Regions from separate parts of the Mus musculus genome. Here region 2 is linked to region 1. A link is a contact called in ENCODE POLR2A ChIA-PET data. All regions are on one chromosome and are shown on one strand. The core of a region is the stretch at or near the end of the contact, and the rest is flanking DNA. Distances in the headings are between cores, read along the strand shown. Region 1 holds the start of Srsf7 (serine and arginine-rich splicing factor 7). Region 2 holds the start of Galm (galactose mutarotase).

Region 1 (6,792 bases), core at 1,588-4,087:
CTCAAGACTATTTAAAATTTAGTATCTCATTTGGAAAAACTCTGGGCCTATTAAATTTTTTTTTTTTACTAACCTAAAAAAAGATTTGTTAAAAGCTGAATTACAACTTAGAATTACAAAATATAAAACGCCATAATGTGTATTTAAAATAAACCTTGCAAGTTTGCAGGTCGACCCTCTTTGGCCCATGGTCTAGTAGTAGGTCTAGTAGATCTAGATGATCTAGAAGTATCTATAGCCGATCGCTGCATCTAGATGTTTTCTTCAATCTAACGACGATCAAACTGACAGCCAAAAGAGCCAGATGAGGCTTGATTGACGCAAGAAGATTTTTCTAGTTGGGAATGTGGTCAATCTGGTGTTCCTCTTTCTAAAGCGGAGGGGGCCCCAATTGTAAGCCAAATTTACTGTTACGGCGATCACCGACTCAAATTTTCTGCCCTTTAAAGAATAAGGTGAAGCTAGGTGTAGATGACTCGAGGGGATCTGGCCTCTTATGCTGATCACCTCAAGGTCTAGGAGGATCTTAATTGTCGGATTTGCAAGGCGCCTCAGCATGATATCATAAGGCTCGTGACATTCTGAATCAAGGCGACTGACTCAAACGAAGAAACCTGAAAGGTTTTGACCAGGTTGATTATTAATATAGTAACATTTTTAATTAAACAAAAATTGTAAAATACACCTGTACAATTAACATTCAAGTTTATAGAAAAACACTAGTTTCTGCCTTGCTAATAAAAGAATTACTTTGATTAACTAGAATACCAACCATTCCTTCATTAATTAAATACCTGCTTCTTCTTCGTCGGCTATAGCGATGACAGTCATAAGCATAATGTCCCTTTTCACCACACTCATAGCATCTATCATTAGGATCAAAGGGACGACGGGCAGGTGGCCTATCAAAACGAGATCTCCGAGGCATGCCTGTTGATAGTTCAACCCTCACTCGAGAACCACAAATCACTCTACAAAACATAAGAAAATGCTAATGTTAGAATACACATGTGACTTCTAGATTTAAAAATATCAACTGCTATGTATATAAAGAAAATATCTAATAAAAATTAATTTATTAAAAAAATGTCAACTGCTCATTCTCTCTACACGGTTAGTCTTTTGTTTACAAAACCCCGCCAATTCCACCTTTAGTCCTAAATCTTAAGTTATCCAGTGCCTGAAGGGTAAGGCATGTGAGAGGCTGACAGAATGAGGGCTCCAACCACCACCGGAGCTATATGGTGAGTTCCAGGTCAACATAGGCCAGAGACACTATCAAAAATAAGGTCCACCCCCAGAGAGTCTATGATTAGCACCGAGATTACTTATCCAGCCCGAGGGAATATTTTAAAGAAATTTGAAAAACAACCCACTTACTTCCCATCCAATCCTCGAACTGCATCCTCTGCATCTCTAGGGTCTTCAAATTCCACAAAGGCGAATCCTGGAGGATTTCTGGCAATCCACACAGTTCTTAAGGGCCCATAGTAACTGAATGCCCTTTCTAACTCTCCTTTACCAGCACCAGTTCCCAGGTTACCAACATATACCTTGGTTTCTGTTTAAAAAATGTAAACAGAACAAATGTTATTCAACGTGTGATAGGGAATTCATTTCTTTAAAACAGACCATCCTTAAAGAGCTGTGCAACGTACACGTTTTGTTTTGGAGACTCTGAGCCAGCTAAGTGATCTACTCGGAGCCACCCTACAACTATGTTAGCTATACATCGCTCAAACGACTCTCAGGCCTCAACCTCCCTGAGGCAGCTAGTGCACCACCAGGTCTGGCTCCCTTTATTTAGAGGTCTTCACCAAGTACTAAATCTTACAGCGTGAAAGACTGGAAAGCCAGACCTGCGACCAAGTTCTGGCGCTCTTATAGGAAGGAAACCCTGGGAGACTGCAGCGGGAGCATGGTAGACTTGAGGCGTGCGGGGTGGAGGTGGGGCCCGGCTCGGGCCCGCCCCGCCCCCCGAGTCCCCGCAGCCTCGGGCACAACAGCGCGCGGGCTCCGGCGGCCCGGCCTGCGGAGAGGTCTACAGCGAGGATCAGGGCCGAGCCAGTTCCCGGCTTCCACAGCAGGCGCAGGCTCACCCGAGTCCCCGCCCCAGAGCCAGAAGCCACGCTCGAAACGGCGAAGGAAAAAAAAAGAGAGAGAAAAAAAGCCGTCGCCGCTTGCAGCGGTCTTCCCCTCGCGCTACTCCTCATGCCGACCAATTGTTGGACGACGCGCAGCTCGCAGCTGCCGGTTTCGTTCCGTCTCCAGCCCAACCCGAATCTTAACGCCCATCATCACTCCCCGGCTCCAGTGGCGGGAAAGCGCTGAGGAAATGCGCCACCACGGTCATCAATGTGCTCAAAATGGCAGCCGCCGCCGCCGCCGAGGGCGGGGGGTGGGGTGGTGGAGGCGGGCGGCAGCGCGGAGAAATGGCCAACGCCACCACGGCGACCCCGCCAGGCTTCGGCCTGTCCAGGAGAGACCAAAAGGCGCCAAGCGCCCGGGCCCTAAGCGGCACACATGCCCTCCAGTCCCGCTCGCCCTCCTCCTCCCCGCCCCCGCGGCCTCGGGCTTCGTACAGCGTGCGCAGGAGCCGCCATTACGCACGCGGAATAACCGTCTCTAACCGCCGCGCCGCCCCTGCGGCCCCGCTCTGCTCGGTCGGCGGGCAGCACCGTCCTCCCCTGGGGCCCTGGCCGCTTACCTCCTCCATACCGCCCGTAGCGTGACATGATGGCCGGCCCGTGTACTCGGCTCTAGCTTGGAATGCTCACAGCGCGAGTAGCACGGAAGCGGCTGCGCAACCTCCTCTGCCTGCAATCCCGGCGGCACTACAAGGAAGAGGCCGGAGTCGCGCTTATATAGGCGGCGGGCGGGGATTCTTTTTTTCTGCGCATGCGTTGTGTCAACGTTCTGCGCGGCACAAAGAAGCTGGGCGGAAACAGCCTAGAGGCGGGGCGGAGGGAACTTAGAGCGAGACTCTGCGAGCGGAGCGGAGGGATACGTTTCCATGGGAACGCCGGGATCTTGCCCATAAACCTGTGGCCTTCCGGCGGTCTCCTGCTCCCTCCCCTCCCCTTCCCCTTTCCTGAACCCTGTGGGTCCTCCTAACCTCTCCCAACCCTTTTACCTCTTCATTTTAATCTAGGAACTGACAGCGACCGTAACCTAAGTACAGGTACACTAGACCGTTCTGTGAAAGTCCGTAAAATTTAACCGCTGCTGTCCCGGTCGCCACCTTTGGGGTACCTGGCCTAGTCTGTGTTCAGTGATCTTTAAGGCTCAACAGAGGTAATTAAACTAAGACCAGTGTGAAAATAACCCTTACTCCACAGTTATGTCTAATGGTTATTGCATCACGGGCCTCAAAAGGGATGACTTCCCCCGGGGAGTCTGCATAATACCTCTCCTTTTTGCACTGAGTCACTAATTTGTTAGTTTGATCTGAGTACTTGGGGGTTTGCTGAAACAAAGGGATAGGGTTGTGGAGAAGGGGTTCTGGCAATGTTAAAGTTGTGGCAAAACTGTAAAAGTTTGCAAGCATACTGAGCCGAGACAATTCTTGCATCTGAAGCACAAATTTATTTTTCCCTTCTAGTGCTTTGGATTTTTTAAAAGTTGTGTGTGAATTTTTACTTAAAACCTTACAGCTCAGCCACTCAATACGTATCAGTCTCCCTGAGTTGCTTAAAATCTGCCTTTGAATTCTGCATTTGCCAAAATTCAACTCTAAAAAGAGAGCTAAGTTCTTTTTTTTTTAAGATTTATTTATTTATTATATGTGAGTACACTGTAGCTGACTTCAGACACTCCAGAAGAGGGAGTCAGATCTCATTACCGGTGGTTGTGAGCCACCATATGGTTGCAGGGATTTGAACTCATCATTTGAACTCAGGGATGACCTTAGGAAGAGCAGTCAGTGTTCTTACCCACTGAGCCATCTCACCAGCCCAAGTTCTTTTTATCAACCAGCAAAAAACAAACAAACCAAAAAAAACAAAAAACAAAAAACAAAAAACATTACATCGTAACTACTTGGAATACTCAAGGGTTGGAAATTTTACACATAAAAGAGGAAGTTCCTAGGTACGTGTATTTCATCTCCGTTTTCATTTGCTGTGTGTGGATTCAGGTGTGGAGTGCTTTCTCTAAAGGAGTCCTTCTTGGTCAATAAAGCATGAGACTCTTTTAAAAAAAAAAAAAAGATTCATTTGTTATTTATACGAGTACACCGTGGCTGTCTTCAGACACACCAGAAGAGGGCATCAGATACCTTATAGATGGTTGTGAGTCACCATGTGGTTGCTGGGAATTGAACTCAGGACCTCTGGAAGAGCAGTCAGTGCTCTTAACTGCTGAGCCATATCTCTAGCCCCTCCCCCCCTTTTTAAAAGCAAAGACTCTTAAGTACTACTAATTTATATGTATGTTGATTTTCAAATATTTAAAATTATAGTGTCTCAACAAAAATCTCTGGCAAGAAAATAGAAACTCTACACAGTGAAGTATATTGTTCTGCCTCAGTCTTACTACACAGTATATTGTTCTGCCTCAATCTTCCTGTGTTTGCTTGCCACAGGAACTTCTGCAGTCCAGGCCTCCCACAGATTCACTATGTATACAACCCAGAGCTTTTTTTCATGCTAGAGAAATATTCTTCTAATCTGCTTCTCTCTGAAAGGCATTGAGCAATAATTATAAACATTTGTATTCTCTCTGAAGGAATAGCAATTCTATAAAGTCTAATTCCACTTTTTTGTTTGTTTGGGATTTTGTTTGTTTGTTTTTCAAGATTGGAGTCTTTCTGAGTAGCCCTAGCTATCTTGGAATTCTCTCGGTACACCAGGCTAGCCTGGAACTCAGAGAGACCCACCTGCCTCTGTCTCTTGAGTGCTGGGATTAAATGTGTATGCCACCATGCCCAGCCTCTAGATTTGAGTTTAAATGAATCTACTTGGGTCAACACATATTCTAACATTTGCTAATATAAGCTATTGAGTGATTATTATTATGCCACAGTTGTTAAATCTTGGCTATTGGGGGCTGGTGAGATGGCTCAGTGGGTAAGAGCACCCGACTGCTCTTCCGAAGGTCAGGAGTTCAAATCCCAGCAACCACATGGTGGCTCACAACCATCCGATCCTGAGATATGACTCCCTCTTCTGGAGTGTCTGAAGACAGCTACAGTGTACTTACATATAATAAATAAATAAATAAATAAATAAATAAATCTAAAAAAAAATCTTGGCTATTACCACATTAAAGTTGGGGGTTATGGCTAAGACAGGAAAATAATTAGAGGCCAGCCTGGGTTACATAGTATTATAGTATTATAATCCTATGATCTGCATAGGAAAAACCCTATCTTTGAATTTAGAACAACAAAAAAAGGAAGGCAGAGTATTCATAATCTTTTTACATCAATTTTTTTGTTTTGTTTGGTTTGGTTTTTTGAGACAGGGTTTCTCTGCGCAGTTCTGGCTATCCTGGAACTCACTCTGTAGACCAGGCTGGTCTTGAACTCAGAAATCCACCTGCCTCTGCCTCCCAAGTGCTGGGATTACAGGCGTGTGCCACCACTGCCCAGCCCAATTTTTAAAATTTATCTTCATTTATTAAATGAAAAGAGTTGAACAGTTGTTTTTTGTTGGTGGTGTTTGTTTATTGAAACAGGATCTTGCTGTAAGCTCTTCCTACATCCATCTTCCAGTGTTCTGAGAAAAAGTTGACTATATATGTAATGGTGGTTTTACCTAGTGCCTGAGGCATGCATGCAGGAGACAAGGAGAAAGTTTACTTTTTCTTTCTGCTTTTTCAAGACAGGGTTTCTCTGTGTAGCCCTGGCTGTCCTGGAACTCACTCTGTAGACCAGGCTGGCCTCGAACTCAGAAATTCACCTGCCTCTGCCTCCCAAGTGCAGGGATTAAAGGCGTGCGCCACCACTGCCCAGTGAAAGCTCACTTTTAAATCTTGTTTTCTTCACTGTTTTAAATTTGTTCTTAAATTATTGTCACCTTTATGTCAGATGAGGAAAATTCTACAATAAGACAATCCATTTAAACGTTTTGTGCATCTGTCTCTCTTCTTTTTAACACAAAGAAATAATCTTGCTGGGTGGTGGAAGCACATGTTTTTAATTCCAGCACTTGGGAAGCAGAGACAGGCAGATATCTATGAGTTAGAGGCCAGTCTGGTTGGTATACGTAGTGAGTTCTAGGACAGCCAATGTCTACAACCCCTCAGGAAAAAAATCTCTAACAGTGATCTTTTAATGTGTATTTGTGTATGATATACTTACACATGTACATATTCCCTGCAGGTTGCTCTAAATGTCCATGCTCAACTACATCCTTTCATTATTTTTCTGTAAACCACGATCATCAGATCTCCCAGAATGCTTTTAGAAATTCTGGAGAGGAAAGGTTTTTGGAATGTATAATTCTGTCATATTATAAAAAATGAAGCTGGGGGTGGTGGCGCACACCTTTAATTCCAGCACTCGGGAGACAGAAGTAGGCGGATTTCTGAGTTCGAGGCCAGCCTGGTCTACAAAGTGAGTTCCAGGACAGCCAGGGCTACACAGAGAAACCCTGTCTTGAAAATCCAAAGAATACACACACACACACACACACACACACACACACACACACACACACACATATATGAATGACCTCATTAGCTGCATGCTACATACACTGCAAACAATACTAAAGTATGAAGGTAGAACGATACGAGAGAGCTCTGAGTGCTTTGCCACCTTTCAACACACAGGGCATGGTAGCACATGCT
Region 2 (6,792 bases), core at 2,297-4,796, 80 kb before region 1:
AGCTGAGGTCCTGGGTGCAGTACATCCTGAAGTTTTTGTATCATGAAGAACCCAGGGTCCATGAGCTCACATATCCTCAGGCCTCTGGCTTGTTTAGAGGACTATGCCCCCACTGAAAAGGAGCAAGCCTTATTCTTTGTTTTTTTTGTTTTGTTTTGTTTTGTTTTTTGTTTTTTGTTTTTCAAGACAGGGTTTCTCTGTGTAGTCCTGGCTGTCCTGGAACTCACTCTGTAGACCAGGCTGGCCTCGAACTCAGAAATCCACCTGCCTCTGCCTCCCAAGTGCTGGGATTAAAGGCATGCGCCACCACTGCCGGACTCAAGCCTTATTCTTTAACTGTTCAGCCTGGCACCTTTGCTAAGGTTTGGTCTGTTGCTATGCATTGTAATGCTAAATTCTATACCTGAAGGTCTAGGCCTGCCAGTGACTTCTCCTGTTTATAAGCTTTTGTTGTGCAAACTTTGTTCCTTGATTTTAAACTATTGGTTAAATAAAATTGGCTACAGGCAATTATTGGAGGAGTTAGCGGTAGTGAGGCTGGAGGAGGAAGAACAAGGAAGACAGAGGAAGCCACCATTAGAGGAGGTGGACCGTGAACACATGGCCAGGAGAAACAGCCTGGGGTACACCGCTGGGGAGGTAGCCAGGCCAGCAGTTAGAAGAGTAGATTAGGGGTTAAACCCCTCTTTCCCCAGAAATTGTCAAAACCAAATAAAATAACCACAGTCTGAGTTTCATTTTGTAAGGATCCTTGATTTGTTGAAGAATGATATCCCAACTCAAATAGTACATAAACACAATATATAATAGTGTTTGTTAGGCCGGGCGTGGTGGCGCACGCCTTTAATCCCAGCACTCGGGAGGCAGAGGCAGGCGGATTTCTGAGTTCGAGGACAGCCAGGGCTATACAGAGAAACCCTGTCTCGAAAAAGAACCAAAAAAAAAAAAAATAGTGTTTGTTAAATAACACTAGTGTTATATATAATAGTATATAAAACACAAAGTGTTTTATTCTGCAGAAGTTAAGTCCAGTGTGCTGGGGGCTCCCATTACCAAGATAGAGTGTTGTGGGATGCCCTGGTACTATTTGTATTCTAATGTTAACTCTGCTTCCTCAAGAGGGGCTGCCCCTAAGAGGAGGAGATCATATACTCAGGTAATTTCATGTGAACATTCTCCCTGTTTTAACTAGTCAAGTAAAGGCTACAGCCTGTGATTGGTCCCTGGAAGGGAAAGGTGGGGCTAGAGGTTTTAGAGAGTTGGAGAAGAGCAGGGATGAGGGAGGAAGAAGACAGAGCAAGAGGATGTGGAAGGAAGATGGAGCAGAACCACATGGCACAGAGAAGCCACAAGTGGCAAGGGAATCTCAGCTGGGGAATAGAGTAGTGTAGTGGTAATCTGCCCAATTTAGGCATGCAGCTTATACATTTTGTAACTGAGTTATGTTTTTGCTTGGGCTTATTGGGGTTGGAGATTTACCACAATAGAGACACCGTGAAGTGAGCTTGCAGGCTTGAGCTATTGCACCTTAGAGGAATTCCAGGGGAAGTGACCTCTATCTTAATCTGTTGAGTCCATCTCTCGGGACATTCCAGAACCATTAATGGGGCACGGGGTCTGGAAACTGCTGCTGACCCATTTTCCTTGCCTCGGGCCATGTGGCTTGGGCAGCTTCTGATAGCTCGGCAGTTTCTAACTAGCTGTCTGAAGCCTGGTTTTTGTTTGTTTGTTTGGTTGGTTGGTTGGTTGGTTTGGTTTGGTTTTCTGGTAACTGACTTGCTTGGGCTTGCCTGGACTTTCCCAGCTCTTAGGCATAGTCCTGAACTGCCAATCTGAAGCCTGTCATGGAATCAGCCCAGCCTTCTTAATTTATTTGTAAACTAGTTGGGGATGAGTTTGAATTGGTTGTATTACACACCTCTGCTCTGGTTGAGAAAGAAGCTAAGTAACTCTTCTTACAAAAATATCACCACAGTCTGTACTATTTAACTTAACCCCCAGGATTTATCCAAAAAGCAAAATTAAATAGCTGGTAGTATTTAACAATGGTTCATTCCTCCATTGCTGCTTTGATGTTGACCTCCTTGCAGACAGTGATCATGAACACTGCTGTCGATTAAGGCTCTGCATGTAGAATAATGATGTGAGGTTAAGAAAATGGACTGTTTGGTTAAAAAAGGAGCAAGGTTTGCAGCTCACACAAGGTAGTCTTGTTTACCATTCTAAATACTTCAAAGCCACAGGGAAAGAAAATCAAGACCCGTACCCTGTACATCTTAGGGAAATATGGTACACTTCATGCGCCAAGTTAAGCAATAGGAACGTCTCTGGTTACACTTGGTGCTAGCCACCCAAGGTGTCTTTCTTCCCTTGGCAGCATGAGCTTGGCAGAACACTGAGAACTGGAGGCTGAGAAATAAAAACTGTGGTCTTCCCACTCACAGAAGAGGGTTCTCAGGCATCGTTGCTAGCACAGTGTTGTTGAAAGGGCCTGTGTATAAGTCAGGCACACACGGTAAGTGGGCTGAGGAGACTTGCAGAGTCTGTAAGAGTGTGTGATGAGCAGTGTACAAGAGTGCCTTTGGGTTATTGTGTGAGGGGACGCACAGTCTGTAATTTGACTTGTTTGGGTCTTTTTGATATTAGATATTGTACTTTAATAAAGCCTGCTGCAAGCTCTTTTTCTTTCCTATCAGAGTTTCCCGAATTTCGAGAGGGATAATTGAGGCTTTGTAGCATGAATGCTTAAGATTCCTTCATATTTCACAGTCAGAAACGAGTGAGACAGTTGTTTATTGGCATTTGATTACAGGAACATGAGCTCAGTTCTCCTGTTTTTCTAACCACAGATGCGTTTCCACCCTCACCGTGTCTAAATCAAGACCAGAAATACAGATAGACTGAGTTATACACGTCTTTAGGCTCCCAGACCTCTTCTTCCTAGAGCCAGAATCCATCTAGAGCTGTAGATTAAGCAATGAAAGACTGAGGTATTTTAATCTCATGATCTTACTGAGGATCCTAATAACACTTTCCTAATCCTAGGCCAACAAAGGAGAAACGTCAGACTTAGCCATCAAACCTTCAGTTTCTTTAAATCTAGTCCCAGATAATCCACACCAGAATGGCCCAAGAGATGATGAAAAGTAGGTAAAGGAGCGGGCCTCCAAGCCTGCCCACCAGATGTGTTTCTTCAGAGCCCATTAGGGACAAGAGAGAACCTTTTCAGAAAGGAGGAAAGGAGAGAAAGAGAGAGAGAGAGAGAGAGAGAGAGAGAGAGAGAGAGAGAGAGAGAGGAGAGAGAGAGAGAGAGAGAGAGAGAGAGAGAGAGAGAGAGAGAGAGAGAGAGAGAGAGAGAGAGAGAGAGAGAGAGAGAGAGAAGAGGAGAGGAGAGAGAGAGACTTTTTTTGACCCCCTAAAGATGCCTTACGCGCGCGCACCTGCGCAAAATAAAGTTGGTTCGTTTTAAACTACATGCCCCAAGATGCAATTGCAATTTTCTTAAAGACTACTATTCCCGACATGCACTGCAGTCAGGGTTAGAGAAGGAAAAGACCAGCAAACTCAACTGGAAAGTTTGCTTCTCAGTTACCTCGGATAAAGGAAAAATTTTAAAAAGGCATCGGAGCATTTTCCCCGACCCCAGGAGTGGTCAACTGTTTAAATCCAGGCAATAAAGGGGAGGAGTTAGTCTGAGTTCCTCCCCTTCTCCCGGGAACTTTATCTTTCCAAACGTGATCCAGGCTAGAGTTTGAACAGCAAGGAGAAGCTGCACACCCTGAACTTTCCCAATGGTTTCGGTGACCAGAACCGTGTTTGGAGAGCTGCCCTCGGGGGGAGGGACAGTGGAGAAATTCCAGCTTCGGTCAGACCAGCTGAGTGTGGACATCATCTCATGGGGCTGCACGATCACTGCTCTGCAGGTCAAAGACAGGCAGGGGAAAGCCTCAGACGTGGTGCTTGGCTTTGCGGAATTGGAAGGTGGGTCGCGTCCTGCCCAGGACTGCTAAACGGTTTGGCCTGTCAAACAGGCCCGCACACACTCCTGATCCTGTGTACACTGGGTTCTTCCAGTCACTCACGGGACCTGACTGAGGTCCCCAAGCTTGGAGCAGTCTTACTTGGAAGCGCGTGAACGGGCTCATGTAAGCCACTTAACAGGATTTTGAGGTTGGAAAAAAAAACCGGATCTAATCCAAATAGCTGTAGGACTTGGCCCCCCTTAGTCAGACTTTGTCACTGTTCACGAGGAAGTCAGCTGAGAAAGACCAACTCCCTGGAATGAGCTTAGAACTGTGGGGCACAGGGCGGTTTGCATGTATTCCTCGCTTGTGGTTTTCTGAGGAATGAAAATCAAAGACGGACGGGCGCCTGCTACTATCTCCCTTCTTTCTCTTGTCAAATCTTCTCTGAGGGCTCCTTGAGCAGAAATGCTTTAGAATTTAGGACTGATGTAAACCCATCAGATTGCTTGGCTGTTGTGGTCAATGTAGGTAGGGCACAATGTCCTTCATCTGCTCAGAAACATGTTCTCAATGAAAGGGGTAGAAATAAGGCCTCCTAAGACGTGGACATAGTCATCAGGATCAGCTGCGCAATTCGCAGCATGTCTTTTTGTTTTTGTTTGTCTGTTTTGTTTGTGTTTGTGGGGTTTTTTTGTTTTGTTTTGTTTTGTTTTGTTTTAAATGGACAGGGCCTCGTTCTGCCTAAGCTGTCCTGGAGCAAGAGCCAGCCGTTTCATCTTGATCCACGCATAGGTTTTATCTTAATTTATGCATTTACAGCTCTGTTAATGCAGTGGACTCAACAAGATAGACAAAGGTCATTTTCAACTTGCAGTTTACGGAGGGGGGGGGAGGGCGGGGCGCGGAGCTCAGACTTTAGCTCAATAGTTACATAATTAAATCATTGGATTGCGGTTTGATTTGCAGCAGGAGAAAAAATTATATCTTGCCATTCCTTAGCATTGCACGTAACCAGACAGAAAACAAACCCTGAAGTAAAATGGGCAAATGGAAAGAGAATGAATTCGCTCTGCTCAGTAATGGGTGTAAACAAACTTTGTACCACAAAAGGGGATTTGAGGTTTTCCTTGTGGTTCCTTTTCTACCTAACTGGTTCTTCATATGTTTAACCTGGCTCTTCATTTGGGATCAACAGGAAAACCCTGTCTTATTTACTTTTTTTTTTTTACTTGTCCCTTAGGCAATTAATGTGCCCCCCCCCCATCTTGTCAAAACGCATTATAAGAGGATTGCTGAGTTTTATGTTCTCTTCTTGGCTGGCTGTCTTTATGTCTTTGTTGTCCTGGAGCCTCCACAGCCCTGAAGATTATTATTTTTCCCCCAGCAGAATTTCTTTGGTAACTTAATTGAGAAGGCTGTTTGTTATAAGAGACAGGCTGGTGGGAAGGTGTGGAGACTTGGCTCCTCATTCTATATTCAGACAGGTGATGGAGAAAGTTTTAGAAACTACAGAGTCACTCCTCTATGCTAGGAAAATAGCCCCTTTGTGGGCTGAAATAAAATCGCCAAGAGATTATTTACAGTGGAGTGGAGGGGGAATCTGATATGAGGCCTAGAACTCCAGAACCAGGAAGAGATTAGAGGTAGCAGGTGGGAACCTGCTCTTTTCATCTGTCTCTGCCTCACTGGGCATGCAGAGGGGCACAACCCACCACCCTACAGCGACCAGAGACATACCAACCACCCTCACTCCAGGCCACTTTCAGTTTGGAGGTAAGAGTCCGGGAGACCTGAGCTAAAATCTCAAGATGTCTTTGAAGTCATTATGAAATGTGAGCTGAGGTGACATCCCACCCAGGTAGCACCAGTTTTCCTTACAGGCACGGAAGTAATAATTGTGAAGCTATTCATTGTCGTCCGGGTGCCTGTTGGAGGCTTAGTGAACAGATTATCCTATTCACAAAAACTCTAGACAAAAGGCGCCAACTCTTAGGCCTTTACTAGCGCCCCAGCCGGTCTCTTGTTGAGCTACCTGGTGACTGAGAAGGCTCTGGAGCCTGGAGCCGTGGCTCTCACTCTGTGAGTCTAGACTCCTTTGTGGGTTCCATGTCAGATAACCTATATGTCACATATTTAAATTATGATTAAATGTAGTAGCAAAATTACAGTTATGAAGTAGCAACGGAATAATTTTGTGCTGGGGAGGGGTGGTCACCATAACATGAGAGATTATCTTAAAGGGTCCCAGCCTTAGGAAGGTTGAGCATCGCCAGCCTATGGCTTCACCCAATCAAAGCTTTTAAAATCTTCTTGGTGCTGTGTGAAGACGGACATTTTCATTCCTGTGCTGTGATTTGAATACTGAAAAGCTACTTTAAAAGGCGAGAAAGCACCATTGCATACACTAGCAAGATTTTGTTGAAAGGACCCAGATGTAGCTGTCTCTTGTGAGACTATGCCGGGGCCTAGCAAACACAGAAGTGGATGCTCACAGTCAGCTATTGGATGGATCACAGGGCCCCCAATGGAGGAGCTAGAGAAAGTACCCAAGGAGCTAAAGGGATCTGCAACCCTATAGGTGGAACAACATTATGAACTAACCAGTACCCCGGAGCTCTTGTCTCTAGCTGCATATGTATCAAAAGATGGCCTAGTCGGCCATCACTGGAAAGAGAGGCCCATGGACTTGCAAACTTTTTATGCCCCAGTACAGGGGAACGCCAGGGCCATAAAGGGGGAGTGGGTGGGTAGGGGAGTGGGGGAGGTGGGTATGGGGGACTTTTGGGATAGCATTGGAAATGTAAATGAGGAAAATACCTAATAAAAT

Evidence for each region. ChIA-PET counts read pairs that join two places held with the same protein, here RNA polymerase II (POLR2A).
Region 2: POLR2A ChIA-PET joins it to region 1 with 10 read pairs in embryonic stem cell. The contact joins the promoter of Galm here to the promoter of Srsf7 in region 1. POLR2A ChIA-PET finds 5 or more read pairs at or near these places in 3 of 5 experiments (Patski and embryonic stem cell).

What each region holds. Positions count from the first base shown.
Region 1 is chr17:80,204,468-80,211,259 of GRCm38, forward strand. It overlaps Srsf7 (serine and arginine-rich splicing factor 7), which reads right to left and starts at 2,838. Exons shown (of 8, transcript NM_146083.2): 1 at 2,708-2,838; 2 at 1,381-1,561; 3 at 795-971. The coding sequence starts at 2,735. It also overlaps a transcript of Gemin6 not described here.
Region 2 is chr17:80,123,925-80,130,716 of GRCm38, forward strand. Galm (galactose mutarotase) reads left to right here and starts at 3,547. Exons shown (of 7, transcript NM_176963.4): 1 at 3,547-3,981. The coding sequence starts at 3,792.